Linked DNA regions of Mus musculus: all the other regions are linked to region 1. The links are chromatin loops, found by intact Hi-C in ENCODE. Cell type or tissue: left cerebral cortex. All regions are shown on one strand. Each heading gives the region's core, and the rest is flanking DNA. Links, peaks and the distances in the headings are about the cores only. Region 1 overlaps Csmd1 (CUB and Sushi multiple domains 1). Region 2 overlaps Csmd1 (CUB and Sushi multiple domains 1). Region 3 overlaps Csmd1 (CUB and Sushi multiple domains 1).

Region 1 (10,915 bases), core at 4,020-9,019:
GGAAAATTTCCCAGGGTATTGCACATTCACTTTGGCTACCCTACTCTCTGCGTAACTAGCCTAACTGCTTAAAGACAACAGGGGGTATACTTCAAAATCTTTGCACTTCAGCCTTTTGCCAAATGGAAGAAAGAATCTACAGAATGATGTGGCAGGTTCCATTCCTAATTTGAATAAATGTAGATAAGATATCCTGGTTTCCTTTCTGTAGATAAGATCATCCTGGTTTCACCCTGACAAAAAGCAATGCAGAGGAGAGGAAGTTTATTTTAGTTCAGAATTCCAGCTCATAACCCATCACTGTAGGGGGTTCTAATTAGCAGGAACTTAAAACGTCTGGCCATATCATGCATACAGTGGGCTGGGTCTTCGCACATTGTTTTACATAATTAAGACAGTCCTCCATAGGCATGCCTACAGGGGAACCTGATCTATAACACCAGGCCAAGACTCTTTTCCCAGGTGATTCTTGTTTGTGGGCTGTTGACAGTTACTATGGCCCATCACACCGGTGATCTCTGATGTGAAATAGCTGCTCACTTCCATTTCCATTCACATGTACAGAATAGCCACAACAACTTAATTTATAGGATTTAACTCAAAAACCAACAATAATATGTCAAAAAAAATTAAGGAAGAAAAATCTCCCTCAGGTGAAACTTGAACTAAATGCACTCCAAGTCCTGTTTTGAATTAAAGATGGCATTGTAATGTAATATTTGTTCGTTCTTTGACTGTGAGAGTCTTTTATAAAAGTCCTTACTGATGTCTTGGATTTGAGTAGTAAGGAAATGTACCTAGAAAGAGTTTATTGGTCTCATCACCACATTGATGGGAGACTTTGTCCTGAGGGTCGTCTAGAGCCCTATTCAGAAATGTGTTTGTTTATGGAAATAGATGCTTCCCCATTTTGAGGGATGGCTGTTCCATTCCCCCAGTCCCCAGCCCACTGTATTGTCTTCTATGGTACCTTTGAGAAATCTAGTATAACTACGTATAGCAGTTAATTTTTATAGTATTGTTGGGATGTAATTCCATGACAAAGGTATTACATATTGACATGACAAAGGTATTCTATATTGACATTATAATGACATGACACCTAAATAGGAAAGCATTTATTTGGGCTGGCTATAGTTTGGGAGAGAGATGAGTGTTATGTCAGGGAAATGTGGCCATAGGCAACAGACACAGCATGGGGAACAGAAAGATCTTTCATCCTGAACAAAATCTGGAAGTAAAGAAAGCTCACTAGGATTGCTAAGAGTCTTTAAACTCTCAAAGCCCACCTCCAGTGACAGATCTCCCACAAAGCCTCCCCAGCCAGTGCCACTAACTGGGGACCAAGTATTCAAATATCCGAGTCTCTGGTTTACATTCTCATTCAAATCATCATGAGCTGGGAATGAAGTAAAGAATCAGGTATAGTCCCCAGAGACTGACTACAGATGGACAGACAGACATGCAGAGGCTCAAAGAGTGCATGTCTTGCATGCTGGAGACACGTTGGAAGGCTGGTAATCCTAAATCATACAAAAAACAAACTATAGGCCACACACCAGAGGGCATGTGCCATATGTGAACGCTGCACACTTTATCTAAGGGACTTTCTCTTTTTAAATTTTGATTTTCTTATTTGCAGCGATTCTGGTACCAAGTCCCCAGAGAGATGAGCAGGGCAGGGATGGGTGAACATAAATCTCTGGGGTTTTAGAATGGAGTGTGAAGAGTTGGAAATGTAAGTTCAACAACCTTGTGGTGATTGTATGGAGCCCCTGCCTTTGAGTGTACTGCACAGAACCTTACCTGTGGTGAAGGGCAGCACTTGTGGAGGAGAGAACATCTTACAAGGAGGTGCAGAGTGAACCCCTCTGCTCTACAAGGAGACACAAGGACCCTGTCATGTACATCTCTACTCTCTCCCTTGAGACCTTTCTTGCCTGCAGCTCCCCTTCCACTCTGTCATTGTCTGTCACTGTGAATATTCAACATGCCTGTGAGGATTAAATTGTAACCATTTTTAGAAAATCTACAAACCAAATGTCCAACCTTAGCACTTGCCCAGCTATTATCAGTATTTTCTGCTGACAATGGAATACTGAGTCTTAAAAATATCCCGTCTCTTAGGAGAGTCAGAATGACAGGCTGTAGGACGAGATGCCATCTGTGTAGTGAGCATCTTTGAGCTAAGCCAGGCTTATATGGACAGTGGATATCAGAGCCATTTTGAAGACCCTTCTTAAGTATTAACAAGTAGTCATAAAATGTCAAGTGGATCAGATCCGTGAACGGCACGAAAGCTAGTGCTGGCATTAAACATCCATGGATGTTTTGAAATCTGTGTATCTGTCCATGTTAAAATGAACACTGCAGAGTACTGATGTATGAGTCTGTTTTACTTCTAAGTATAATTTGCAACGGTGATGCTGAGTAATTTTTCATTGCCACACAAAGGCAAGGGCCCCTGAGAACATGAAATCCTGTGGAGGACAAGAGTTTGACCAGCTATGCTACCCCAGGTGCCTCTAGTGGCAACATTGACCAAGGACCTAACTCCTCTGTCATATAATATACTTTTGTCAATTGTCAAGAACACAGGGGCAAAATTGGAGGATTTGTGTTTGAGGACTCTGAACTGGTCACCTTCCTAAGACACCAAACATACTTCACAGAAAGATGGGAGAGCAGACATCTTCATGGAGGAGAGAAGAAATTCCTCTCTTCTAACAAAATCACTTTTCTTGTAATGACACCAAACATTTTTCCTGGCTATTTTATTAAATATTTTACATAGACCTCTCAAAATCTATAAGGTATTTAAAGAATACATTCCAATTTTATTACCCTCCATCTATAAAAAGAAATCTAAAATACAGTTTTGAATGACGATATTTAGCTACATCAGCCTTGGTGAATGTCACCACATCCTGCTCACAGTAGGATGCATGGCTTCCTAGTCATTGTGGTTCCACAAATGCGAACCTACTTCAAACAGCAATCTATTGTACTGGAAAGTTGAGGTTTTTGTAGAGGGTTCCCAATCAGAGGCATCTTTGACAGCAAGAATTGAAGAGGTAACCCAGTGGGGGAGCTGAGGGCTCACTCTGTGCTAGGAAAATCTATATGCTATAAGTGCATTATCAAGAGATTAACACCTTTACAACAGGGGCCCTAGATTATAAGTGTACCCCTTTATTCTAGCTTTTGTGCTCACTGTTGGGTTCAAGGGACATTACTACAAAAGGAGATAAATACAAGAAAATAATTAAGAGAACACTGTGATCATAAAACTTTCCTGATGGGTTAGGAGGCACCTGGTAGGGGAGATATGGGGTCTGTGTCCTGCATAATGATCCAGGCTAGATTGCTATACAGCTTTGTGCCTTACAGATGAAAACACAGAGCAAGTCCTCAGTCACTTAGAGAATTCTAGAGGCCACAGTCCAAGTACAGGAGTCATCCACAACGTGCCCTTGGAATTATGTGAGGTTGTGACACACATCTGCATGCCTTCATATTGAGTTCATCTGCAAGAACACACACACACACACACACACACACACACACACACACACACACACACAAGCCTTAATTAGAGCCTCAGATTAGGGACTTTGAACAGGACCAGATTCCATTCTCAAGTATGAGCCAAGAAAATTGCCCTACCTCTCCTTAAATACAGCTTTTACATAGAAAATTCCATAAGACATGACTAGTGTATAATCATCCTTTCAAATACTGACTCATTTCTATTCAATGGCCAGAAATATTCTTCACTAGTGGACAACACTGGACACATCTAGAGTACCAGATACAAGATAGAGTATCTCTTCCACCATAATCAGAAAAGACCATGCAAAGCAAAATATTCATCTGGGTACTCATCAAGATAAATAGGGGACTTCCCACCCACAACCTGTACCAAACATCCACCATCACATCTTATATAATGCTGGGATTCACATGGGTTGGGACTCAATACAGTTTGGATCCACAGAAGCCCTGGGGACAAAGAACAAACAGGTAGGCAGGTCTCTTCTGAAGTGAGGATCCATTATGATGCTAATCACATCCACCATGATAACTTGATTTGTCGTGGAGATGGCTTTTATACTTAGTCTGAATCCTAACTTTCCAGTATACTGTGTCTACAGTTACTAACCATGTTGTTAATACCAGCACAAACCCTCATCCCACACCGAGCACATGGACTTAATTAGTTTTATTCTTCCCAACACAACTTTCTTTTTTTTTTTTTTTCCAACACAACTTTCATGGCATCTCTACCTATCCTTCCATGGTTGGCAAAGACAAGAAAAAATATCCATAACCAGCTCATTGCATCTTTCATCCCATGACGTTTCAGATATCTAAAATTATCTATTTATTATTTCCAATATTTCTGTTGGCTAAATAATGCTAAAATGTTTCCCAGACATTCTCCATAAACTAAGATCAACAGATCCATTACCACAGGGACACACCCATCCTCAATGCCTATGCAGGCTCTCTGCAGAACTGGTATCAAGAAGCTGTGTGTTTGGCTCATTTTATGCCAACTTGACACATGCTAGAATCATTTGGGAAAAGGGATTCTCAGCTGAGATTCAGAACATTTACCTCTAGGCAAGTCCTGAGTGTATTTTCTTAATAAGTGCTTGATGTATGAGAACCCAGGCCACTATGGGTGGTGGTGCTACCCCTAGGCAGGTGGTCCAAGGATATATAAGAAAACAGACTGTTGTATCCACAAAGAATAAGCCAGGAAGCAGTGTTCCTCTTTTCTCTTTCCATTAGCCCTGCTTTCAGGTTCTTGTTCTGACCTCCCTCATGGTGGACTATGGTGAGGGACTGTAAGCTGGAATGAACCTTTCTTCCACAAACTCTGAGTATGGAATTCTAACACAGCAATAGTAGCCTCAACTAAGACACTGGGTATGGAACATTGAAATGCATAAAGAATGGAGTGGGAGAGTGGAGCATCCTGACAGTGGAGCTGAGTTAGGTGGAAAATATAGAACAGCCACGGACATAGGCAATGGTGTATCTGTGTTTCTCAGCACTATTTATTGTCCTCAGACCATGGTGGATTTCTTCTATAAGATCCTGTCTTTCACTCTGTCACTGGCCACATCCAGGGAAACATACCTGCTGCCTCCAGCTTCCTATAGAATACCTGGTCCTCTCCTCCTGTCTTTGGGTACTTCCTGTGCTCTTCTCAATGCAGTGGGTTTTTTTTTTTTTCTTTTTTCTCAAAGCCACAGGGTTGAGGGTTATTATTTTGTTTTATCAAGCGATAATCTCTCTTTGACTTGAGACCATGTTACTACATATGTTGTTTTCTGAATTTAAAAATATGAATATTTATTTTATTTTTGGGAAGAATATATCTTCCCCAAAATGTCATGATTGATATACGAAGAAATCAAGGCTTTTAAGACACATCAGGGCTGGTGGAGATATGAACTTATAGAGACTGTGACAGTGTGCCCAAGGCCTGAGTGGGTCTGTACAAGTTGGGGTCCTAGAGCTGGAAAGAGAAGTACATACATGCCCCCATTCCTAACCCAGAGCTATCTCCAGGTATACTCACTTGCAAAGGAAAACTTAGTTTTCTACAAGGGACCCTCACATGGAGAACAAACCACTCTTAAGCATAGACCACCTGCCCACCAGTAGATGGCCAAATGAACTCAATAGCATAACTGGGGCCTTGTGCCCACTTATGTATCCTTTGTGTCTATATCATGGCTTCTGTTTTTATGTTTTAGTGGGATTCCTCTGTGTGTGCATGTGCATGTCTTTGAGTCTAAATGTTTTTCTTATGCTTTTTCTTTGTCTCTTTTCCTTGTTTGGGTGTTTTCTCTGACTTGTTTGGTTTTGCTTTATCTTATTTTATTATTATTATTATTTAAATACCTACTTGTTTTCTAAGAGAGACAGAAAGGGCATAGATGTGGATGGGTGGGGAGGTAGAGAGGTACGAGGAAGTGGGGAGAGAAAACCATGACTAGAATACATTATTCAAAAAACTATGTTTAATTAAAACATATCTTCACCAAATGGCCGGACTGATTCTGAAAGTCATTTTCCAAAGTGACCATCGAGTCGGCTGCCATAAGGCAGTGGTAGCTCTGCCAATCACTCATGGTCATTCAGCTTGGAAGACAGCCAGAGTACTCTCAAGAAGGCCCAAGCAATGGGAACGGATGAGGCGCTGATTTGAATATCAAATAACAAATCACAACATGGAAGAAAATTAACAGCTTCATTGATACGTCAGAGCATCCAAGCATGTGGAGAGGCCATTGCTCTGTGGAGCTGAGCCATGTGGTATCTTGGGAGGGGAAGAATTATTGGTTCTCCGTGTGGCTCAGTGTTGGTGGGAGAGTGCAGATGCCCTTTGCATCACCTTTAGAAGAGGAACTTATTCCCAGTGGAGCAGCACTAGATCAGGAGCCCCTGGTCTGTTACCACACAGCCTATATTTCAAGGCTATTTTTATGACTAGCGAAACATGACCATGGGCAAGCTCCTCACTTCTTTCTCTAAACCTTTTTCTGTTCCATGTCAGGAGTAACATGCACTTACTTGGTATTCTGATACGAATTCAATAAAATGAAGCTTCAAACTGCCATACCTGTGTTACCAATAAAGACAGTATTCACAGATATTATCTCTCATGAGGCATCTAGTTAGCATGTGGGCTCCGGAACTCTACAGCAATTATGGTGCCAGATATACAGTATCTGTGCCAGGTTTAAGAATGTGCCTTTCTTGATCCATCTGTTTGACTATCCCCGCATCTACCTTGGCAATAGTTCAGCTCAGCTCCCTCCTGCTCATCCACTCCCACACATATTCCACAGGCTGCACATCTGGCTGTGGTTTCCCTTGGGCCTACGTTCTTGTTAGGTTAGATTATGTGATCTACCCACCAGCAATCTGTTACTCCAGCACAGGGATACACTCATTACCACATTAGGCAGATTATGAATCTCAATAGTCAAGTTTCAACGGTCACTGTGAAACTATATTTGCTCAGCTGAAAAATCTTTACACTAAATTTACTGCCCATTATTTAGCCAGCCATACAGTGGCTATGTGTCATCTTAGCCCTTTCCTGGCTGTTCAACTCCCTGTTAAATACTCTGCTCCTCTGATTCCATAACTCTTTTCACAAGTCTATCCAACTTCTCACCACTCAAATTTTCTTCTTTATAAGCTGGAGGTTTCCCTCTCTTATGCTCAGTTTAAATTTCTCCTGGACTCAGAAGTAAGTCCAAACATTTTCAAGATGGATGGCAACTGATCAAGACCATGTTTGTGACAATGTAAGACCATCAATAGGTCATGTGTCTCAACCTGTGGGATTGGAGCCTTAAGTTTGGATAGAAGGATAACAAAATAAGTAGAGGCTCATTTGGGGCTAATGGGACATAAGGCGACCCTAAGCCTTAACAGTTTTAGAAACTGAATCATTTAAATTTCCCAAGCTTTCCAAGAAGCCTAACCTACATACTTACCTACCAGGCCAAAGCAGAAGATATGTGTTTTGAATCACTCACCCTACCCCTTTGGTGCTAACTTCCACTGAAGGAGAAAGAGAAGACATTGTTCCTACCTGGGCTGCCATGTTGAAGGGGTTTTACAATGGCCACCAAGTCCTCAAGAACACTCAGGAAAGCACAAAGACTAAGGATAAGACAGGCACTAGAATATAGGAGGATGCTAGAGAAAGGTGACACAATGGAAAAGGAAGGAATTGCAAAAGCCTAGGGTAATAGAGATGGGTCAGATACTAGAATGGCGGGGTGATGGGGGGGTGGAATAATGGAGGAAAGTAGAGCAGTAGAGGGAGATAGAATACTGAGGAATTGAGTTGATAGAGGAAGAGGGATGAGACAGGGAGATGGGGAGATAGAAGGACAGGATGGTGGAAGGAGATGGTATCCTGAAGGTTGATAAAAGGAGGTGGGGTACTGGAAAGCTAGGTTGATAGAGAAAGATGGGATGACAGGGAAAGGTGGGATAATGGAGAGATGGAAAGATGGATGCATGAGGTAATGGAGGAAGGTGGATCCTGGGAGGGTGGGGTAATGGAGGGAGTTGAGATAATGACATATTTGGGATACTAGAGGTTAGGGCAATGGAGGGAGGTAGGGTATTGGAGAGAGGTGGGGTACTGAAGAGGAGTAGGGTAATGGAGAGAGTGGGGTACTAAAGTGATAAGGTAATGAAGAGATGTGATAGAAGAGTGGGCAGATGGAAGGAGCTGGAATACTGGAGGTAGGTAGGTTACTGATAAAATGCTATAGATCTGTATGACATTTAAGTGGTGATGAAGACATCAGTTGGAGCAACTTTGAGATATTGGTATATCTGAACTGAACAGTTATAGCTTGTCCACATTTATGCAGAGAACCATCATCCTCCACTCTTTAAAATTATCAAAGAATAACAGTAGAAAAACAAAGCCACGATATTACAGATATGTTCAACTTTAAACAGCTCACAGTACTTGCTAGGTTTGATGACTAATGTCTCAATTCCCTGATGGGATTTTAAGCTGTTGAAAATGTAAAATGTGTATAACGTTTTGGAAATTCCTATTTCTCTTTGCTAAGTTTGTGAAGGTCTTTGAGGACTATGTAGTCTCAGTCCTCTATGAGATAACTTGTTTAATTTAAAGATTTTATTTTTATTTTTAATGAAAATGTTGTGGATAGCCCTGGGGTTATATTTCCTAAAGCTATCCACAAGAGACATGTTTCTGTGTGTCTCTGTGTGGGAGTATCAATGTGAGTTCAGTGTCTTTAGCAATAAGAAGAAATCCCATAGAAGAGGAGTGAGCCACCGATGACTTAAGTTCTGGGAACTGAACCTGGGTCCTCTGTAAGGGCAATAAGCACTCTTAACCATGAAGCTATTTCTCTATCCTCTCTACAAGAAAGACTATATGCCAGAGCACATAAGATAGGACCATCATTTATTTCTTAGACTTTCAGACACTCTGAGAGTTAGAAAGAGGAAGGTAGCCATGACACTGGCCAGATTCAGCAAGGCTGCCAGAGAATTAAGAGCCAGAAACCCCACACTTCCCATACTATGATTCATTCTCAAGGTTGATTTGAATTACACCACATGGGAACTTACGAGTAGCTTACCCAGACACCTTGTTTCTGATCCACTCCAGAGACCATTGGCCAAGCACTCCCGGACGTGGGAGCCCACAAGTGTGTAGCCAGTATTGCAGGTAAAGATGGCAGTGGCTCCGTATATAGTGAGCGTTCCTATTTTGTTACCATTTGGGGGAAAGGACAGGCTTCCACAGGAGATGACTGGAAGAGAAAAACTGTGTTAGTCCAGGTCTCAGCTATAGCAGAAACCCTGGGTAATAGTTTTCCTAAAAAGCATACGGCAAGGATATCTGCTAGGCTAAGAGGTCTAGTCTGCTGGGTCTTGACAGGTCAGTTGTCTCAGTTGGATTTTCCTTCTCTATTGTTTGCAACATAAAACCTCAAATGTCCTAGCATATCACAAAGCCATTGAGGACACTGCAGTGACCCACAGTGTTTTCAATCTCACAGATTGATAACCATTTCTTCAAAATGGACACAGTGTGTAATGCAGCAACCCACAAGACTATCTACTAAACAAGTAGACTGTCTACTTTCTTTTCTATACTTACCCTATGAATGATGTATTTGTGGGGACACTTACATGTACCTTCCAGGGACGTGAAAAATGCCCAAACACAGTATGCTGGGTTGAAGTCCAGCACTTTTCACTTTAACCCTAGCACCTAGATCATTTCTTTCCAGTTATTGGTAGGACCTAAGAGTATCCTTGGCATCTGAGATATGATGTGACATAGTTTGTATGACTTGAAATTAGTCCATTCCTGGAGGTAAATTAATCGTCACCCACAGTAGAAATACTAGTGATACCCACGTGTTTGTATCTCAGATGCATAAATACTTGAGAGCAAAACCTATTGAATCTTGTAGTAGGAAGAAAAATCCTAAATCCTTCAAGGTGGACTAACCAACAGAGGTTCACAAGTGTTAAACAAGATTGTAAGTCTTAGAAAAGCTACCCAAGAGAAAATAAATGTTCAGATCACTTACTAAGCAATGACATGTGCAGGACAAGGTCATGCCAGGAAGTGACAAAAAGACAGAGGTCCCATCTACAATAAACATGCAAGAGATGGGAAGAGAACACAATCATGAGGGAAGTTCTTTGCTCCTCTAGGTGAGCATGGCCAACCTCCTCAGTCTCTGGTGTCTGATGGGACTGAGGATGACAGAATGTAGTGGGAGTCAATGCTGAAGACTATTTAAGAAACCGAGTCAACAAGGCAGCCAGTATCTTAGTTGTTTTTCGCATTGCTGTGACATGATACCTTAACGAAGCGCCTTACAGGAAAGAGGTTTTTTTTAGCTTGCAATTTCCTGGTGGGAAAGGCATGGTGCTGTTGAAAGCAGTGGTTACTGCTCCCATGAATGTGTCAGGAGCCTGAGGCATCCTGCTCCCCACTTACCCAACTAACAAGAAAGCAGAAAGAGACATGAACCCTTCAAGGCTTGACCCCTCCAATGAGGGGTCTACTCTCTACTTTCTGCAATAAGGCCATGATTTCTAAAGGCTACACAAACTCCCAAACAGTTTCACCAGCTGGGACCTAAGTATTCAAACAACAAGTCTGTATACAATCTCCCATGTAAACCACAATGGCCTTGACCCTAGAGGGCTGGTGCATTGATGACTTGGACCCCAGTCCAATGATTGTCATGTGAGTGGACCATGAGGACTTTGACCTCATCCTAGAATGAATCAATTGATGGACTAAATGTCATAACAAACTGTTGAAATGTTATAGAGACTAGGGAGAGTGAGCCTGGTTAGAGAG
Region 2 (10,915 bases), core at 2,250-7,249, 110 kb after region 1:
TCCCTTACTGCTTTTAATATTCTATCTTTATTTAGTGCATTTGTTGTTCTGATTATTATGTGTCGGGAGGAATTTCTTTTTTGGTCCAGTCTATTTGGAGTTCTGTAGGCTTCTTGTATGATCATGGGCATCTCTTTTTTTATGTTTGGGAAGTTTTCTTCTATTATTTTGTTGAAGATATTAGCTGGCCCTTTAAGTTGAAAATCTTCATTCTCATCAATTCCTATTATCCGTAGGTTTGGTCTTCTCATTGTGTCCTGGATTACCTGGATGTTTTGAGTTAGGATCCTTTTGCATTTTGTATTTTCTTTGACTGTTGTGTCAATGTTCTCTATGGAATCTTCTGCACCTGAGATTCTCTCTTCCATTTCTTGTATTCTGTTGCTGATGCTCGCATCTATGGTTCCAGATCTCTTACCTAGGGTTTCTATCTCCAGCGTTGCCTCGCTTTGGGTTTTCTTTATTGTGTCTACTTCCCCTTTTAGTTCTAGTATGGTTTTGTTCATTTCCATCACCTGTTTGGATGTGTTTTCCTGTTTTTCGTTAATGATTTCTACCTGTTTGGCTGTGTTTTCCTGCTTTTCTTTAAGGGCCTGTAACTCTTTAGCAGTGCTCTCCTGTAATTCTTTAAGTGACTTATGAAAGTCCTTCTTGATGTCCTCTATCATCATCATGAGAAATGTTTTTAAATCTGGGTCTAGATTTTCGGTTGTGTTCGGGTGCCCAGGACTAGGTGGGGTGGGAGTGCTGAGTTCTGATGATGGTGAGTGGTCTTGATTTCTGTTAGTAGGATTCTTACGTTTGCCTTTCGCCATCTGGTAATCTCTGAAGCTAGCTGTTTTAGTTGTCACTGTTAAGAGCTTGTTCTTCAGGTGACTCTGTTAGCCTCTATAAGCAGACCTGGAGGGTAGCACTCTCCTTAGTTTCAGTGGGCAGAGTATTCTCTGCAGGCAAGCTCTCTTCTTGCAAGGCAGGTGCCCAGATATCTGGTGTTCGAACCAGACTCCTGGCAGAAGTTGTGTTCCACTCACTAGAGGTCTTAGGATCACGTGTGGAATCCTGTGTGGGCCCTTGCGGGTGTCAGGCGACTCAGCTGGCAAGGTAGCCCGGGGCTCGAGTCGAGCGGAAGGGACTTGTGCCCCAGATCAGGCCCGGGTAGCCTGCTTCCCTATGTACCACAGTCTCAGGTTCCACGCGATTGGATTGGGGCAGGCGCTGTGTTCCACTCACCAGAGGTCTTAGGATCCCGTGGGGAGTCCCGTGTGGGCCCTTGCGGGTGTTGGGCAAGACTCTGCTGGCAAGGTAGCCCGGGCAATTTTGCTACTGTTATGAATTGTAATGCAAATATCTGATATGCATGTGGTCTTAGAGGACACCTATGAAAAGGTTGTTCTACACAAAATGGGTTGAGACCCACAGGTTGAGAATCACTGCTCTAGATCATGCCAACTGGACAATTCAAGCTAATTAGGATACACACACCAATTCAATACATGGGTAGGTTAACGCTACACTATGTAGACAGAAAAGGTTATTTGTTAATTTTGAAAAGAAAAACAAAAGTTAACCATGCTGTATCATAAACACAAATGTTTCTTATTGGCAGTGTTTCAAAATAGAGACATTTTTAGCTTCATGAGGTAGTAACCAACATACATTCAAATTTAATTTTGATTTTTTCCCTTGACTGGTGATATAGGGTAAAACAATTTATTGTGAAGTTGCAAAGCTTCTAGTTGCTACAGGTCAGGACGGGGGGCAGCTGGTACTAGGTTAGAGGTATCTCATGCATTTTAGATTGATGATATTTGCAGCTGACAAATGCTTATGAGATGTAGCACTTTTCTAAAGAATACAACATTTATGATTAAACAATAGTTCTTCTGTATAATACAAATAGACATGAATTCAAATTTATGAGTTTTATAAGTTTCTTTGAGGCAGGTTCAATTGCTCTGTATATAAGCTTGGCTTAGACCTCTTAATCCTTCTGCTTCAGCCTCTCAAATGCTGGGATGTCAGGTACATATCACCATGCCTGTTGAAAATTTCTTCTCATTGAATCCATGTCAGCTTTGTGTATCTTAAAACAGAAGTTTTGCTGATGACCCGTGATAAAACTTAGGGTTTCTATTGCAGTGAAGAGGCATCATGACCATGGCAATACTTATAAAGAAAAATATTTAACTGGGGTTGGCTTATATGTTTAGAGGTTCAGTCCATTTTCATCATGGTGAAAAGCACAGCACATGCAGGTAGCCATGATGCTGGAGAAGGAGCCAATCATAGCACATGCAGGCAGGTATATGTTGGAGGCAGAGCCGAGAGGTCTGCAATTGGACACAGGCTCCAGCAAAGAGAGAGAGAGAGAGAGAGAGAGAGAGAGAGAGAGAGAGAGAGAGAGAGAGAGAGAGAGAGAGACTGGACCTGGCCTGAGCTCAGAAACCTCAAAGTCTAACCCGAGTGGAACACTTCTCCAGTTAGGCCACACCCACTCCAAGAAGGCCATACCTCCTATTCCTTTTAAAGGATACTACTATGATCATATGGGGGCCATTTTCACTCAAACTACCACAATCTCACTTTAAAACGTTGCATAAAGTTTGTGACCATGTGCTGGTAAATGGACCTCAAAAGAAGTCTGAACTTGACTTAGGAGAATCTGGGTAGGTTCCACAGAGGAAGAGAAAGATGAGTAATATAATCACACAGATGTAAGTGTCACTCTGTATACATAGACTCTTAAAACCACAATCTTTAAAAAGCAAAATATATAGAACCAAGGTATTTATAAATTCCATTGTTAAAATAACGTACCTTAAGAGAAACTATTGTTTTATTGATTGTCTAGTGCTACGCTCTCTGGTCGAGTCAACTGGACAAGCCGAGAGGCTTAAAAGTCACTCATGAGGCAAAAGAGTTTCAAGGAAGCTCTCCTCCTGGAGTCTAGCGTTCCCTACCCATACAGTAATTTTTCATTCCCACGTTCCATTCCCGAGTTAGTCTAGTGTATGGATCCACGTGCTCTCTTTCAATATTTTCCTATCATAAGTGCCTTTTAAGATTGAATTCTGACATAGCTAAAGCCGTCTGCCAGTGTTCCAACAGTCCTAGTTCGTCCTTAGCAAGACCTTGAGCTTGGAATTCAGTACTGCCCCAGGTATTACACTATCTCTTTGAGTAAAAGTTAGGTCACTGCCCTTCACAGGAATTTACCATCACTAAGGAAGAAAGAAGTTTCTGACCGTAGGAGAAACCAGAATAGATATTTAGAATTATAGCTGAGTTACACCTATATACAGGAATTTACAATGGTTTAGGAAGTAGATCCGGCTGTGGTTTTAGAGAATTGCATTATTCATGAGATGGTTAGCTAGAATGGAACTCCCTAGTTAGAACCATGACTTGGGTGTGAAAGCCCTTGACCTAGGAGTGAAAAGTTCTCACACCTGGCTTCTAAGACTATAGCTGACCTTAGATAGGGCTGACTCTGGCTCAGTTATTTTATTGCCCAGTTCCTGCCAGTCTTTGCGTTTTCATTCCTCTGTTCTGTGTAAGAGTCATTAAGCATCCGGTTACTTCATTTGTACCTTGCGGGTATGTCACCCAACTACGTTGTTGTCTTCTGCATAAAAAGTCTGATGTTCCATTTGAAAAATTACACTCAGATTCCACACGAACTCTCCTGTGTGTGTGTCTGTTTGTCGCTCATCCACGCTTTGCCCACCCGCTTCAAGAGACCCCGTTCCACGCGACACAGGGACCCAGAGGGTCTGCGGCAGTTTAGAGTACCATGTGGGCCCAAGAGCCCACATGTTTTCAGTATTGACACAAGTAAGAAATACTGCTTTTATTTCTTCCAGGGTTTAGATCTCAGCCTTCTGTAAAGTCTAGAGATTGTGTTTCTAGCATCCATAAAAGAAGTTGAGTAATCTATCTCCCTTGAAGGGCCACAGAGAATAGCAACATTTTAATGACAAAAAGGAGTGATGCACAGATCACAGACAGACCTTTTCTCACCTTATTCAACCCTGGGTTTCCAAGCTTTCAGGACCCATGTGGACTTTGCACAGTACTTGGGAAGCACTCATTGGCCCAATAACGTCATCTGTGGAGCCATGGTTAGTGATGTATTCAGGTAAAGTTTGTGTACATCCAAAGCCAAGTGGCATTAAGTAATGAGTCACCAAGCTCCACAGCAGTGTTCTACTTTTATGTTGAAGTTACAGTTGTTGTCACATCACCTTCCTCAATTTCCAATCAAGAACCTATGGAGGCAAACATGTTCTCCTCTTCCTTCTCCTTCCCTTGTCCCTCTTCTTCCTCCTCCTTTTCTTTCTTCTTCCTCTTTTCTTGTTTTCTATTGTTATGGGATGAGTATCTGTCTGTTTAAAGTTTATAGGTTGACAATTTTTAACACCTCATGTGATGTAAAATTGGGCCCTTTGGAAGAGGACTACAGTTGGTTCAGAATATCATGGGTCCTCACAATAGGGTCAGTGCTATTATAGCAAGGAAATTTACTATGAAAGCCCTGCACAGAACCTGAAAGCCTAACACATAGGTCTTCAACGGAAGACTGTCAATACCGTGACCTTAGACTACTAGCCCCAGAATTGTGAGAAATGAGCCTGTGATGCTGTGTCATAATAATCAACACTGGTATAAACAATTAGTATACATCTATCATGAAGCACACCACATGGGGCAGAGTAGTCTACAACTGTTATTTAATAGTATATAAAGAGGTGACAAATTTGGCCTAAAGAATCACAGTCACTACCTGAAAAATCTCTCTTCCTGCTAAATAATGAACTCCCATCTTGTAAGATTAAAGAGCTGATGCTATGAAACTGAGTGTTCTTCAGTGACAATGCTTTAGCAAATGAACTGAAATGAACAACTTTGCAGTTGCCAAAGACATACATCTGAACATAGCCCCACTTTGTAGGAGAAAACGAAGCATCCTACTTTCCTACTTTCCACAGGGCCACTAGGTGGGCGTGCTGGTTAAATTTGTCACACTGATGCATAAAAGGGGAAGATGGCTAAAAATACAGCCTTGCCAGCTGTCCTCGCCATGGAGCTAGATCCATCACAAATTCCGGAATCGCTCCACTTAAGCTTACTAGAGCGACAGCTGGTTCAGAACAGTCAAACCATTAGACTCAGCTAGGGTTGTTAAATGTCAAACAGTACACTTGAACTTTTCCTCAATTACACAAAAATAAATCTACCCACGTGGGCGCTCACTGCCCTGTCAGGGATTCTGAATAAGAGGGCCAGGCTTTGTCTGAAACCACAGTCTTGACATATTTCCATTGGGATATGTTATATTAATAGGGGAAAACCGCAAATAAAATGTAGATATCTGATATGTGGATTTAATATAAGCTGAATAAAACTCCGTATTCATGATGCTTCTTGCTTTATTTAAATAAAAGTAAACAACTCTAAGATATTTGGATTTAAGTGAAATCCTTAACTCCCATAGACCAATTGGCTAGACAGGTATATTCAGTGAAGTAAGATAATTCATTAAAATTATCTGGAATTCCAATTAATTTATGTTATTCTAATGTCTTATAACATAATATCTGGCATGCCTGTTGTTTTTATTTATTAGTACTTTGGTTAGTCTATTGCATTAGTTACCTTTCTAAAGCTGTGATAAAACACCATGACCAAGGCAATTAATAGAAGAAAAGCTTTGTTCAGGCTTATGGATTCAGAGGAATGAGAGTGCATCACTATCACATGGGGAAGTCAAGCATAGCAGCAGCCAGATATGATGGCGGCGACATCAACAGCAAAGGCTGAGAACTCACATTCCCAAAAGCAAACAGAAAAAGCACCAGAAAGAAACAACAAACTTGAAATGGCAAGAGTCTTTTGAAATCTTAAAACCCTCCCCCCAGTGACATATGTCCTTCAGCAGGGACATACCTCCTAAGCCTTCCCCAATGCCACCCACTAATGACCAAGTATTCAAGTGCTCAGACTATGGGAGATACCTCATTCAAACCACCACACGAAGGATTCAGCATCTATCATCTCTCTCTCTCTCTCTCTCTCTCTCTCTCTATATATATATATATATATATATATATATATATATATATATATATATATCTCCAATGTGCCTTCTTATCTCCAGCCACCCATGAAATCTTTCCTGCTGTTAACACAACTTAGCATACTTTCCCTAAATGTGAATTCCTGACCCACGATTTACAGTGAGGTATTATACACAGAAACCGTGGTACTGTGTACTTAAAATGCATATTTTGATCATTGGCAATTTGTACATGTGCTATTTATAGTCCTCAAGATCTGAGGAGCCATGATGTGCTTTCCTAAAATGCAAGCATCTATGTTACTAAAAACTCCTGGTGATGAATAACATTCATATCAGAACAATACATTTAATAATATGGCACACTGGATTCTGACATTACTTAATTTCCCATGAGCATATTTAAGACATTTTCAGTTCTTACCAGAACTTCAAGACAAATAATTTGACTGTGCTTGCTTGCTACTTAACTAGTTAATAACTTGGTAGTACAGTAATACAATAAAAGTATTAGGTTTTAAATATATTTTTCACTCTTTAAATATAGTTTGATGTTTATGAATATAAATGTAACTTTTCAATTACTTAATTTTTCACTATTGTTTATGAGTTAGGGTCATATGTATTCCTGGTTGGCTTTAAATTCTCTATGTAGCAAAGGAAGGTTTTAGACTCCTGGTCCCTCTTATCTGTAGCTATGAAGGCTGGGATCACAAGTGTCCATCATAGCCAGCTTATTTACATTTTTAAATAATAAGTTAGATCTATAAGTAATCAAAATAGGAATCTCAGATCTCTGCTCCCTATAAAGACACCACCAGAACAGACATGCCCAGAGGCCCATGGTCCAAGTGTTTCTTGATCCCATCTAGTTGACAACCAAGATTAACCACCATACTTGGAGATTCCCAAGAATTGGTAAACCCTTGGTAAGTAAGGTTTCAACTACCCTATGTCTCCTGTGCAGTAATAGAAGACTCAGAGCAGTTCCTACATTTGTAAAACCAAAACACATTTGCATGTTAAAATAATTAAGTGATATTGCATTTAAAACAGAGTATCAATTTGCTAAATGCATGAAACTCAAGAAGAATGAAGACCAAAGTGTGGACACTTTGCCCCTTCTTAGAATTGGGAACAAAACACCCATGGAAGGAGTTACAGAGACAAAGTCTGGAGCTGTGACAAAAGGATGGACCATCTAGAGACTGCCATATCTGGGGATCCATCCCATAATCAGCTTCCAAACGCTGACACCATTGCATACACTAGCAAGATTTTGCTGAAAGGGCCCAGATAGAGCTGTCTCTTGTGAGACTATGCCGGGGCCTAGTAAACACAGAAGTGGATGCTCACAGTCAGCTATTGGGTGGATCACAGGGCCCCCTATGGAGGAGCTAGAGAAAGGACCCAAGGAGTTAAAGGGATCTGCAATCCTATAGGTGGAACAACAATATGAACTAACCAGGACCCCCCTGGAGCTCGTGTCTCTAGCTGCATATGAATCGGAAAATGGCCTAGTCGGCCATCAGTGGAAAGAGAGGCCCATTAGTCATGCAAACTTTATATGCTTCAGTACAAGGGAACGCCAGGGCCAAGAAGTGGGAGTGGGTGGGTGGGGGAGAGGGTGGGGGACTTTTGGGATAGCATTGGAAATGTAAATGAAATAAATACCCAATAAAAAAAAACTGAAAAATAAATAAATAAATAAATAAATAAATAAATAAATAAATAAATAAAACGGAGTATCAGAAACAAAGTCTTACCAAAGTGGATCCTTTGGTGTCTTTTGAAGTATTTACCATAATTGAACATTATCATCTGATCATTAGTTTATATAAAAACAAACTGACGGTCAAGGCTATTCACTGGGTTCTATAGACTTTAAAAAGGAGATGTTGTGGGATACATCTGAGTGTTCATGTTTTTGTTTTTTATTTCAACCTGCAGTATACCATCATTCTTTACCCCAGGAACCTGTTGAATGGCTTCAGGATGCCCAGTAAATTCAGTAGCCGTTGAAGAGTTTCAGAGGCCTGAAGGTGATGTAAACAGGGAGCATAACTGTCTTACCAAGTCTACCTATGGAGGGGAAATAACAGAAGCGAGTCATGATAATGAAGGGTATACATAACCAGTGACGGAGGTGAGTGACTAAGGAGAAGAGGGTGAGGCCACCATCTCCCAGAAATGGTGAAAGAAGGCATGGGGTGTGTTCTGTAAGGCTGTTCCAGGAGAAAATGGTCAAACAAAAGTTAGTATCTATTAAGTCACAAGAACACTAGCAACTGCGGGTGTTCAGACAGTCACCTACTCATGTGGATAACTGCCAAGGCTAGAGAAGAGAGGAAGACAAGTTAATGATTACTGTAAGCAGTAGTCAGGACCCAGCTACAAAATACGTGAAGACTCTGGGCAGCAGGTGATTTTATGCAGACATCTAGAAAGAGATTCATAAAATCCTCCTGACTTTGTTCTCAAATCTGCTGGGACCTGGGATTCCAAAACACTAGCACGGAACGATGTGGAAAATTCTAGTCTTTGTTCAGAAGGGTAACTGGAACTGAATTAGATGGTACTTTTGTGTTGAACTTCATGTTCCTTTTTAATTCTCAAAGATCACAAGTAGGAACTAGTCAGCTTTAATTAGTCAGCTGTCTTTTGGATAGCATGCAAGACACACACACACACACACACAAAACACACACACAGAGAGAGACAGAGAGAGAGAGAGAGAGAGAGAGAGAGAGAGAGAGAGAGAGAGAGAGAGATTCAGAAGCCTGTGATTATCTGGTAGATCTCACCCTCTATTAAATTTTCAAGGATGAGAGAAAGAAACTAGAATTTACACCACTTAGAAGATGTAAAGTTCCTCAATGCAGTTAGGATGTAATGGGGGAGGTGTAATGATTGGTCAGTATTCAGAAAAGCATTTCTGGTAGAGACTGAAGGATCCTAAAGCAGGTTGTGAGAATATTTTTTTTTTAATTTTTACAGAAAACCTTATACATCACTGAATGATTAAATAGAGATCAATCTCTGAGAGGTTAGATGGATGGTTTGGTTTATCACATTGATAATATATTTATTGACAGCACCTCTCAGGAGGGATGTAGAACTCATTACAAAGAACACAGAGAACTGTCTAGTGCACTGGTGTACAGGGAGGGTCTTGCACAAGCTCAGTCCACCAATGATGTCTGGGAGCTTAAGAGTATTACTAATATAATATCATTGACGTACATTTGTAATTTACACACATACACATACATATATACATATATATACACATATACATGTATATATATTTATACACACAAATATATTTATATATACATATATGTATATATTCATGTGTGTATATATATATGTATGTATAGATAGATAGATAGATAGATAGATAGATAGATAGATAGATAGATAGATAGATGAGACAGAGAGAGAGATACTAAAGCACTTATTACTTCAAAAGAGTTAAGGTCTTTGCAGAATTTTAATGCTTCCCTGGGACCATTCACTTAATTTTTTTGATCTTGAGCAATTTAAACACTTAAAACTCCCAAACATAGCTAAAAGAAAAAGAAATCAGCAATTTTAAAATACCTAATACTTTAAAACACTGAGAGCAGTGTAGAAAACCCCATCCATTTGAACTATAGGAATCTGAAAAAGAAAGCATCCCTGTTTATTTTAACAAGAAGGAACTGACATATAACAACACAACTTTCCTTAACCCATTGCAGCACTGAGGTACATGGGTAGCCTCAATTCTAATGGTCATGCCCTGCCAATGGAACAGGAGGCACAGAAGCTGTCTGCTGCAGAGCCCTAGAGAGGTAAACCCTGAGAAAACAGGGTGATTTGACCTAAGCAAATCCCCAAGGCTGGGTCCAAGTCTCTGTTGGCTCAGAGACCAAGACAGGAGGCCTGCCCTTCCCACCAGAAGCTCTCTATGCATTAATTTGCTGAAGAGCAGGGAAAAAGTACCTCCTGGCTCCCTGGATCTTCACTCTTAGAAACTCAAGTGCTCAGAGACGCTCTATGCCCCTGTTTCCTCATTTACATACACACAGATGCTCTGCATCATGACTGTTACCATGCACTCTTGGAACAGCATGTGCTGTGCCTTCAGAGGCCAGTGGTTTGGGTTAATTATACAATGTTTCTTTGGATTGAGGCCTAGGCTTCATGGAGGTGGGGAGTTCTATTTGGATACAGATATACGACACACCCCTTGGTTCAGGTTTCAGTATCAACAGGCTTCTTGGTCCTCTTCACCTGAGACTTGGGCTTATGTGTGGAATGAGTACTGTTAAAATGGGGACATCTGTGCAGTGGCAGTTGGGGCTCCTGGCCTCAGAGTCTCAGTAAAAAGTATTCCTGGCAACTTAAGTCCAGAGTGTTTAGAGGGATAAGGCTAATTCTACAAATACTTTATAATACCTGTTTTCAAACAGGCATGAAAACTCAGAGCAGATGCCTGAATTGCTTTTAATACACAAGTGATGTGAGCTAGAAAACCAGCGCCAGCCACAAAGACAACAACCCGGAATAGTCCAAATCCAAATGGAGCATCGTATTTGGTAAAATAAAAAGCGAGCACACTAATTAATTGTGGTCTTGGGTTCTCACATAAGGCCTTGGGTTCCTGAAGAGGTTCCATTTCAATGGGAGATGGAAGGAAATTGGTCTCTTTTTTAGAGACTCATAGTGACTAAGAATATCCTGGGATGGAGACAATTATGCTAATAGTGCTATAGTACATGTGCAAAGTAGATAATTATCCCCAATAATCACAGACTAATTATGTAACCAACATCTCCTTCCCCAAAAGGAGAA
Region 3 (10,915 bases), core at 3,326-8,325, 53 kb after region 1:
GGTTACTTCTGCTGGTAAAATTGGACTGTTCAGTGTGGTTCCCACTTAAGACCACTAACAGAGGACTTTGTCCAGAAGAACCTAAAAAAAAAAAAAGAAAACTTTCAGATGTGGGCACCTACAGATGCAGATCTTTCTTAGCTGTTGATTAAACACGTATGCAAATGTACAATAGACATTTATTTTCAAAGTGAAAAAAATATTCAAATGAAAATAATAATAAATACATTCCGTGGTAATGAAACAATGTGGGGAAGGAGTAGGGGACTCAAGTACATAAGTTACTAGTGACTTATTATGGAAATGAATGAAATACATCAGTGAAACAATGACATTTCAACATGAGAATATCCTTTTACTATTATAATGGATAATATACTACACATATGGAAAACGAGAATCTTTCTTGCAATGTCAGTGGTGTATAAGTACAGTCAATCGCTTTGGGGAACAACTTGATGATACACAGTAAATCTGAAGTTTTAATTTCATCAACTCTCGCACATAGGTACAAAAGTTACTTACATGGCAAACATATTCCAATATTATTGTTCATGATAAACTTTGGACGAAAACTTTCTTTAAGTATTGGAAATATCATGAGGAGAAATTAAATTTATACAGTATCTAAAATTAGTAAAGTACACACATATATATATATATTCATATAGATAAGTCCAAGAGTAACATATGAAAGTACCCATTGTAGATTAGTATCAGAGTAATTCACAAGCAGTCAAATGTGTGCCATATAAGAAATATGTGTGCAGAGAGATGATGGATGGGCTGGTGGGGAGTAGATGGATTGATAGATGCAGAGTAGATGGATGGATGAGAACAGAGATAAAGGAGAAATGATGGTCACATTCATAACAACGACCCACTTCTCTTTCCTTAGACTACAAGTATCCCCATTAGAACTAGCAGGGGGCTATGCGTGAGTAGACAGTCTCAATGAGTCTCTGTGTGTCTATAAAAAAGCAACTATAGATCCAGGAAGTATGAAAATAATTTTAAAGTTATCATTGACATATATCGTTATTCTATAGACCTGAAAGTTCTCAAAATGTTTATACAGCAAAATGATTAAATGCCCTGTGTACCATGCAGTGACTGCATCTTCATGTCACTTGGGAGAGAAAGCAGCTTCAAGAAACAGGAGTTATGCCCTGTTCCTTTTCTATTGTGGATGCATCCCCTTGTCTTAAAATCATTACTCACTTTTCCACATTTCACAAGTTCACGCGTGGGGAAATGTGTGAGAGAATGGGAGAATGGGCCTTCTGTGGCTATTCATAATCTAAACTTATCAGGGCAAGGGGAGGGGCACCCTCCATTCCATTCATGGAAAATACTGACAGGTCACAGCTTCACTTCCTCTTACGCCCAAATCACTGTTAGGGACTTATCATGGATAAAGCTATTCAAGGCTCTGTTGGACTCTGCACAAACATGCATTAAATTCCTGCCTTCAATAACTCAGAGAGTGATTGACCTTGGACATGTGCTCTATATAGAGAGAGCTACTTTGAAATGAGTTTTCAGGGGTGGGCCTTGACTCCACCATGAATAGCATGTCTTAAGAAGAAGTGATCAGAACACAGATACACAGAAAAAAAAAACCAAAAACCATATGACCACATGAAGAGGATACACCTACATGCCAAAAAGAGCCTCAGAGACACAGCTTCCCCACTGTTTAGTCCTAGACTCTCACTCTTCAAGTCTAAGAAATTATTCTCTGTGTGTAAACATTAAAAGGGTCCTGGTAATAGCAATCACAAGAATACATGAGGAAAACAACAAAGTAAAAAATGTGGAAGTTTGTGTGGACATCCCTAGAAATGATTCTTCTTGTTATGAAAGATGGTGCCCAAAGACTGTCTGCAAAGTCTACTGTCTATGTCCTACAAAAGAGTGACCCTGCTTCATGTGGAAGATGGCTGAACATGAGCTGTGTGAGGTCTTCTTATGGCTGTTAAACAAGATCAAGACCCTCTGAAATAATATGCCACAGAGGAATTAACTATCCTGAGCTTGCCATACTTGAAATGCCATTTTTACCGACAGAACACAAGAGTGCATTTTCAAGAGTTGCTAATCTCCCACCAAATCCCTTACTATTCTTGGTCTGATCTCTGTCTAGATCATGGTATTTAGGCATATTCTGGAAAGCATGCCTCTTTGTAGCATCTATAACAATATCCTAGAAAAGAGATGTGCAGGTAAGTTTGCCAGGATAGCCAGTGGTCTCAGCAGCCAATCACAACTGGAGATCAGACACTGTTCTTCACTGAGTTCTGACAATTAGGAAAGTGAGGAGAATCCATATCTGCACTATTGAAAGTATACACTAAGGAAATGGTGCATACAGCTGGTATGCTCAGCTTACTTCTTCTTAGCTCATAAAATATAGGCTAGCACCAATGTTGCCAAGATAAAATAAACACAGTGCATAGGAAATGCCATCACTTGCAGAAGTTCTGAATACAAAACTGTGACCTTTCTCTTTATAAAAGATGTGTATATTTGAAAGCAGAGTGATGCAAGCCATGAGCCACTTCTAACCAGACAGAAAGTGCTTGTATTGTGTTCTGGGCTACTCCCTAGTTTTTGATCTTGATCATGGTCTAGTCATGATTTAGAAAGCACCAGGCTATCAGCAATTAGGGAAAAAAAATCTATTTGTAAGGATGTTGTTTCTGAAAACTAGAAGCATGAAAGTATTGCCTTCTATATTCTAATTCAAACAAAGGAGAAGATGTGCCTAAGCTTGAAACAACTCACATCTTAATACTTACTTATGATTCAAATAGAAATATACACTTGTACAAACACAGAGACAAAAGCTTTGTGTGGGCTGCTTTTCTTTGTGTGTGCCATTTGTTTCTATATATAATGCTAGAGTTTCATGTGCAATATAACAATCCTCACAACTTGACTCCTGGGGTCACTCTGCACAGTGATTTATTTATCATTCATGGTCCATCTAACTAGTGAGACTCACATAAACACACAAGATCAATTAAAGCAGTTCTTATCACTGAATACATTGTGCTTTATCTGACAAATCCATAAAACCTGAGAAAACTCTCTGTTCTTGGCCACACATGGGTTTGGCTCTGCTCTGCTTGGGCATGATGTATCTCCTATACAAAGAAAACACTGGCCTTAGATCCACCTCAGTTGATGATCCAGCCACTGCTGCATTAAGGTGCTCATTAGAACCACTGTATAAAACCAGAACAGTGGTATTGAAAGTAGCACCATTGGGCATCAAATTCATTTGATTTTATTATATAAAGCAGCTCTGTAAAGACAGGTGCGACATTTACCACTTCAATATCCATATGAGCTATTCATTTCATGCATCTTGAGTAAAATAGACATTTGGAGCACTAAAAGTCTTCTAGAACACTTAATTGCCCTGTGGTACCCTGAAAATCTGGGGCTTACCATCAAACACTTCCAGTGCATCAAATTGCTTTTCACTTTGGAATGTGTCCACAAAGAGTGTGATGTTGAAGTTTGGCTCCACTTTAATACTCCAAGCACATGTCTGGGAGTTAAAATAGTTGCCTGGGTACCCGGGACTGAGAATCACCCCAGAAGACTCTGTTCGCACTTCATTTGCTGGGCATTGTGCTAGAGAGAAAAGAGATGGATAGAGGTCTGCATTAATACAATGAATACAAACATTGATGGGATGGAAGACAGTCTACTGAGCTCTGACTACGTTTAATACAGGACACAGACACCTCCAATCTACTCCAATGCAAAAAGAAAGACAGAAAGCCCATCTTCAATACAATACAACAAGATGTAGCTTTTTGTATAAGAAAAAAATATTTTTATTCCAACCCTTGCTGTACTTGGATAAATAAAATCTAAATATTTGATGTGACCATGTGACTATTTAAGTATGAAGCAAATTTCAGAAACATTGTTCAACACTCCCACACACACCTGCACTGTTTGCCACAGTTTTCAGCAGGATTGGTGATTTCTAAAGTAAAAATTCTTTTATTGAAATAACAGATATTTCAAGTTGTGATTTTTTTTTTCTCCTCATCCTTCAATTTTGATCCAGCTACTTCCAGGCTAATTAAAAAAAATGTAAAATCACCAAAAGACTTCTTTAATGCTATCTCTCATTGCTAAGTTAAATTACATTACAGGAATGCTTTGCTTACAGAGCTACTAAGGGACACTGATCAGTCATAGCATATAAAAAGAAAGTGACACACCAGTGTTACTCACAGTTTAGGCATATCAGTAACCAACTTCGCCCAGAGCTTTTGTCCAAGATGTGTATCTTATTTGGTGAGTTTGCCCGTTTTAATGAGTTGATTGTATGTTACTTACAAAAACATTTCAAACTGAAGATGCTTCCCAAACAGGTGGGGAAAGCTTATAAGATGTGTCATTCCTAAATATTGTCTTGAAGGTTCCCCATTCATTTGGATAGTCTAGCTGAAGCATACTTTAAACCTCAGTAGACTTTTAGACAAAAACATAAGCAATTAAATTTATCACAGGACCATTTAAAATGTTTTGAGATCAAAGTCCTAAAATATCCACAGTACAAACTAGTTAATATCTCTGAAAATAGTTCTAAACTGAAGTCAATGACAGAATTCAGTCTAAAGTCCTATTTCCCCGGCAGTGATGGTAATGACATTGTTAGCCACCAAATGGGGCTGGCACCTTTCAGGTATAGTGGTTTCAATGAGAAATGTTGTTGTAGGTTCAGAAATTGAACCCTTGGTCCACAGTGATGATGTTGTTTCCAGAGGCTCAGCAGGTACAACTTGTTGGAGGACATATGTCACTGGGGGAGCGCTTTGAGAGTACATAGCCACACCCCACTTCCCATTTCTGTTGTTTCTTTGTGTTTGCTGTAAAAGATGTGATCTCTCCATTTCTTGTTCCTGCTGTTCTGACTCCTTGCCATGATAGCCATTTATCTCCCTGGAGTCATTTAGTCAAAATACACTTTATTCCATGAGGTGATTTTTATCGGTTTTACTTTTTCTTTTCTTCACAATGACAGAAAAGAGGCAAATAAAATGGAGAAACCCTTGCCTTGTCATGTCATCTGAGAAAATTGAAAGAATCAGCTTGGCCAGTGAGCTCTCTGCTTTATTCTTCTGTGCAACTTAGAGAAAACTCTGTTCAGTGTAATGTGGAACCCAGAATGCTCAGCAGAGCTGCGTCTCTTTGCTAAACCTCTAAACAATACTCCATTGCTTTGAGACAAGCATACCTAATTATTTGCCTTCCATCTTTCTTCTTAAACTGGGACCTCAAAGTGCTCCACAATGTACAACTGTACTAGGATTGCAGAGGAAGGCACCCTTGCCTCCAATGCTTCCCTATGGGAGTAGAAATAGGTTCCCACAATAAAACTCAACCACGATACCTTTTTATTTCCAGAGAGAGCTTTGCTTTGGAAATACTCCCACTGTTCTCCTCCCTCCCTGTAGGCAACAAACCGCTCCACAGTTTTAGCTTCTGTTGTACATTTTGTCTGTGTGCTCACTAAGATGGAAACCCATTCATCCAGCGACAACATCACGTTGCAAGATTTACTCTGCCAATTGCAGGTTGGGCATGCTGGCATTTTTAAAAAGAACACATCACGTAGGTTGAGTCTTCTGTCTGTGCACACCTGCGTGGGCTTGAAAATAGAGTTCCAGGGATCCCACAGACTTGCTTCCATGTGGCAATGAGAGCCAACACTTATACCATCTCTGCTATAAATAGACGGTTGAAACAGCTACCCCTCAGAGTGAAGTGAGATATGGCAGATGTAAATGTCTTTCTTAAATAGAAGGTGCCATATGGGCAGAGGTATTATAGAAACTGAAAATGTCCTGGCTATGTACTCTCCTGTTCTCAACAGGCAGGTGCTAGCAAGAAGACTCTGTTCTCAGTTTCACTGGGGAAACATTCAGCCATCCTTCCACCTTGTATATCTTACCACTGCAGCTAGAGTTTTAAATGACACTGAACTTCAGACCATCTGGAAGTAGGAAACTTTGCAATGAGTTGCTGAATGCCACCTGGAAAGCCATTGTCACCTCCAGGGCTGCAGCACAGAGCAGCTATCCAAATCAGAAGCAGCCCTAAATAGAGTCATTTCTTCTATTCTTAAAATGGTCTCCTTTGCTTAGTAGAGAGGATGAAATGAAAATACAAGCAAAGCCATATTTATCAAGTTTCTTTAACACTTAACGCTATTATTTTCAGGCACAAATATTATTTTAAAAATATATTTGAACATGTTTCCCAATGAGCCCAAGTGTTTTTGTTTCTTCCTGTCTGCCCTGCTGTTTTCTGGGAACTTACTCCTTCCTGGAGGCTGCTATAAACTGTTGCCAGGAGCAACCCAGCTAGCATGAAGGTTTCACCTTTCTCTTGAAGCTCAATTTCTCAGTTCTCCAGAAGTGATAACTTTAATGCCCTGTGCACCTCAAGAGACATTTGAGGAAACTACTACAGAGAAGGACCATCAGAGATACCTTGTAAAGGAGTTCGCTGGTAACTGGTCCTAGTTCCTTTAGGTAGACACATGGCATGTTATTATTTTTTTAAATGAAAAATCAGCTATGAGGCTGAAAATCATGTAGTACATCATTTAACACATCTTGCAGATCATCAGCCAAAATAACCTAGGCTTAAGAACTTGAATTTGGCTTACTAGTCATTAAAATTAACTCTTAGTTGGGTGTGGAGTGTTCATCTTTAATGCTAGCATTCTAGAGACAGAGGCAGTCAGAAGCAGTGTGGTCTACATAGGAATTCCAGGATATCCAGGGTGACATAGAGTAACCCTTAGGAAAAAAAAATTAAAACAAAAAATAAAAATATTACCTCCTGCCAGGCATGGGAGTACACATTTCTAATCCCAGCATTCTATAGGCTGAGGCAGGAAGATTTTAGTGGACTTAAGGCTAGCCTGGTCTCAATAGTGAGTTTCAAGCAACCAGGACTACATTGTGACACACTGTTCCAATAATATTAATCCATAAAAACACCTGTAGTGTGGGATAACTATGGAAACTAGGAGGAGCCTAATAAAATGGGAGGCTCTGACACTTGAAGCCTGTAGGGGGCTGAGGGTGGGCATGTGGGAAGAACACTGGAATTATTCCCCTCCTGTGTGCCCTCCTGCCCCCTCCACAGGGGCAAAAAGATTTGGATGCCCTTTAGTGAATGATGTCCAGTTATGTTTCTATTTGTCTTGTTTTGCCTTTTAGACTGATTTCTTTATGTAGACAACACCTAAAGATCTGCCTGCTTCTGCCTTCTAGATGCTGGGATTAAAGGACAACCTATCCAGATATATGTTTTTAAGTTTTAAAAATGTTTTCATTTGTGTGTGTTAGAGAGTAAGAGAGAGGGAGGGAGGGAAAGAAGGAAGGTGAAAGATGTGCCACTGCATTCATGTGGAGGTCAGAGGACAAAGACTGAGATTGGGTCCTCAGGGAATAAACTCAGGTGGCCATGCTTGGTGACAAGTACCCATACACACTGAGCTATCTTGCTGACCCAGGTCTATTTTTAATGCGTTTTCTGAAAACTATTATGAGTTCCTTCCTAGTGATCTGTAGGATGAAGTCACTTGTCATTCAAGACCTCTTAAAAACCAGGCTCTGGGGGTGCCAGCTCTCTTTGCACCTCTTCTGTAAAGTACCCAGAGGGCAGCCTGCTCCTCCTTCTTGAGTGCCATGTGCCCTTTTCTGCACCTGGAGCTTTATTCATTGTTTCCTTTTTTTATTTTTTGTTTTTCTGAACATGAGAAGTATATGTTGTCATCTCTTACTCAATTTTCTCTGAACTAAGGTAGCATCTAACATGATAGCATGTTCTCAGCACACACTGAGACCCTCTCAGCACATGGTCTGCAATACTCCCCATTCTCCTCCCATAAAACTCTTGTTAGGTTCAGAGAGCTGGTAAGAGTGTGTCTAAATGCCCAAGGAAGTAAGATTCAATGTGAACACCATTTTCTATCAAGAATGTACTGAGGGACCAACCCCTACTTGAGCCCTACAAAATAATTAGAAAATAGAGAAAGATTATAATTAAGTGCTTAAGTGCTTAGGGTCAGCCATAGACAGGCATTTGAGCCCTTTCAAAATAATGAGTTGCTCAGAGACACACAACTAAGATTTTTCTCAGCTCATCTCCCCTTAAAGAATTTGCTTCAGAAAGAAAAAGAGCTCAGGGTTGGTTGGCACAGTAGTTACAGAGTTGGGAAGTCGTGGGCTTCCAACCTCAGACAAAGTCAAAGTTGAGCCTGTGGGAGGCTGCATGCACAGGTGCCTGTTGTGTACAAGGAATGGAGACGATGGGCCCGTAGTTATGTGGGCTCACTCTGTTTTCTGGATGGACATGAATTAGAGTTCAACAGAAATGGAGTAAATCTGGACAGGACAATGTAATGAAGGGATTCTCCTCATTCTCTTTTCTAGGCTTGTTTTAAGCTTTCCATCCTGACAAACTTGAAAATGGGAAGGTTTGCCTGGGAGTATAAAGTGGCCAAATTTCAACTGTATGTATGTATACTTCTCATCTTGAGAAGAGAATCCCAAGGTCATCACCGCTGTGCCAATACAGACAGTACGTTTACCTAAGAAGATTCCTCAGGTCTCCTAACTCTGCACAGCTTGGCACATGAGCCCATGGTAGACGATGATGAGTCACGGGTCCATCCACTGGTCCTGGAAGCTCATTCTGCCTGAGACTCCCAAGGGTGGCCATGCTCCAGTGCAGTAGCTTTCCAATGCAGTGAGTTCCCTGTACCTTGTGATTCTGAAGTTAAAGTTTATGAGTAATGTAAGGCACTGTGAATAGTGGTCATTCATTCCTTACAGAAGCCCATCTTCTAGAATGGTAGAGATGGTACATTGCTCACAGGTGACGTGGTGCTCCCCATCAGAACCCTGATTGTTTAAAGTACGTTGAAATCACTAGCAGTGAACAAGACGAGGTATCTGACCTCCTTTTACCAAATGTGACTGCTTCCTTCCCACTGTGCTTGCAAATGGCTCCTACTAAATCGCATTTCTTGAGTGATCTAGTTGTATTCTAGTCTCTGGACCAACAAGTGCAGCTTAGAACTCTGTTCTTTAAAACTTGTCTAAGTTCTGGTATATGGTCAGTTTATGTTAGGCGCATATACAAAACCAAAGTGGCTATATTTCATGGTTTATACATTTTTTATTCCCAAAGTGTTAAACACTAGATGCTTAAATCCAGGTGAAGTAGTGATAAAAGAAAAAAAAAAATCTCAGGATGCTCAGTTTGCTCAGTTTGCTTGAGATGGACCCGAAAACATGATGCAGATTGGAGAGATGTAGAAAAGGGCTGTTATATCAATGGTGGATATCAGCTATTCTTTAATATTTCAGTTTTGATGCAAGCGAACATTACCATGTGATTTTGGTTTATTTTTGAGTGTGGGCTAAAGGTAAAAGAGTCTTCTGATGCCTCTGTTGGCAGCTTGTCTGCATCGTGGGACTAACTCACCACAGACCTGAGTCAAATTCAAACCCATGCCTACAGACTATCAGAGCGAGCGACCAAATCACCAGGATCGCACATACCTTCACAGGTGGGTGGAGAGCCTTGGAACAGTAGCTGTGAGCTGAGCTTGCATGTCAGGGTGTCACTTCCCAACAGTGTGTACCCTGGATGGCACTGGTACTTCACGAAGTCCCCTGAAAGAGTCAACCCAATACCCTGGAATCTACATTTTCAGAACATTTGACTGCTGTGACTGTGCCAATTATTTGTGACTACTCAATAAACCATGCCAATGAGGAAACCATTCCAGAGGGTCTGCAATCGCTTTATGTGTATCTCTAAAATGCTGTTTTCAGTTTTTTGTTTATAAAACCTAAAAGAAGGCCATATGTAGCTGTTCCTTGACCAGTTTAAGCCTTTGTCCCACTTTTCAAATGCCTTGCTAAATAAATGGAAGTTCCATAGGTGCCCGGGATCTAAGCAAGGCTTAGAATGGAAAGAAAGAAAGAAAGGTTTCAGCAAACCAACATGGCTTGCCCATGATTCTGTCCAGGGAAACACCTTGTTCCAATTGGCTTAGCCACCTTGAGTAGAACAGGGTCTGGGCCATCTAATTTGACTAGCATTCTGCAACAGAGTGTAACGACACGAATAAGATTTTGTGATAGAGACTGAGAAATGATGGGGTTCTCATAATTACACTGCCAATGCATGCTGTGGCTGTTTCCCTAACAGGACCCGATGAGGACCAGATGACTAATGAATAAGATCATGGTTAATAACAAAGCAGTGGTAACATTTCTAAATATTATCATTAAGTACATTCTACAGGACTTTTAATTTGAAGGTCATTATTTACAGCCAAGTGCAGTCTAAGTCAGGCTCTGAAAATTTTAAAATAGCAATAATGCCATAGAGCAAAAGTCTGAAAGTGTCAAGAGCAAAACATAAACTAAAAAAGCAAGTAGTTTGCTCCATAGTCTCTATGCGAGGTTCTACAATATTTGGGGACAGTTTCTGCTTATAGTTTGCCTAAAGTCTGTATCAGGAGAAGCTGTAAGAAGTCAGAGCCCATAATGTGGAGTGAAGCCAAACGGAGATACATTACCTATTTCAAAGTCCTCATCTTCTGTAAGCAGGTCAGCCTGTGGCACTGCTGGGGGAGGCGGGCACCTCTTCAGCTGAAATGCTGTAGTATGTTTATGAAAAAAGATAACAGCTGTGGTTAACTAACTTTCCTGAGTGATCAAATTACAAGGCCACGTGCATGTGTAAATCACTGTCCCCAATGGCTCTCTCTGGCTATTATATGCCCGACAATCATGCAGTTACTATGACACCTATCCTCCCCACTTTGGAAGACATCACTGAAATCATCCTA

Evidence for each region. Hi-C counts contacts between places; a loop is a spot of excess contacts. Peaks named below come from ENCODE experiments on the same cell type or tissue, not always from the same donor. Only the 100,000 strongest peaks of a DNase experiment are listed, where the experiment ranks them.
Region 2: it touches region 1 in a loop (3-fold over the local background); 2 of 42 quality-filtered maps call a loop at or near these places.
Region 3: a loop joins it to region 1, with 9 times the contacts of the local background. A loop is called at or near these places in 4 of 42 quality-filtered maps.

The regions. Positions count from the first base shown.
Region 1 is chr8:15,935,838-15,946,752 of GRCm38, forward strand. It overlaps Csmd1 (CUB and Sushi multiple domains 1), which reads right to left. Exons shown (of 70, transcript NM_053171.2): 52 at 9,168-9,341. Among named protein-coding and RNA genes, the nearest start is that of Gm46073, 7.7 kb to the left of the region's middle. In left cerebral cortex, for the core only: no CTCF peak of the experiment used is centred there; DNase peaks (open chromatin) are centred at 6,146 and 6,837; H3K27ac peaks cover 884 bases.
Region 2 is chr8:16,046,627-16,057,541 of GRCm38, forward strand. All of the region lies in intron 37 of Csmd1 (CUB and Sushi multiple domains 1), which reads right to left. Among named protein-coding and RNA genes, the nearest start is that of Mir3106, 120 kb to the right of the region's middle. In left cerebral cortex, for the core only: no CTCF peak of the experiment used is centred there; DNase peaks (open chromatin) are centred at 4,129 and 5,029; H3K27ac peaks cover 1,982 bases.
Region 3 is chr8:15,989,138-16,000,052 of GRCm38, forward strand. Csmd1 (CUB and Sushi multiple domains 1) reads right to left here. Exons shown (of 70, transcript NM_053171.2): 45 at 10,643-10,723; 46 at 9,615-9,728; 47 at 3,457-3,645; 48 at 1-81. Among named protein-coding and RNA genes, the nearest start is that of Gm46073, 61 kb to the left of the region's middle. In left cerebral cortex, for the core only: no CTCF peak of the experiment used is centred there; DNase peaks (open chromatin) are centred at 3,562, 5,691 and 6,347; H3K27ac peaks cover 2,948 bases.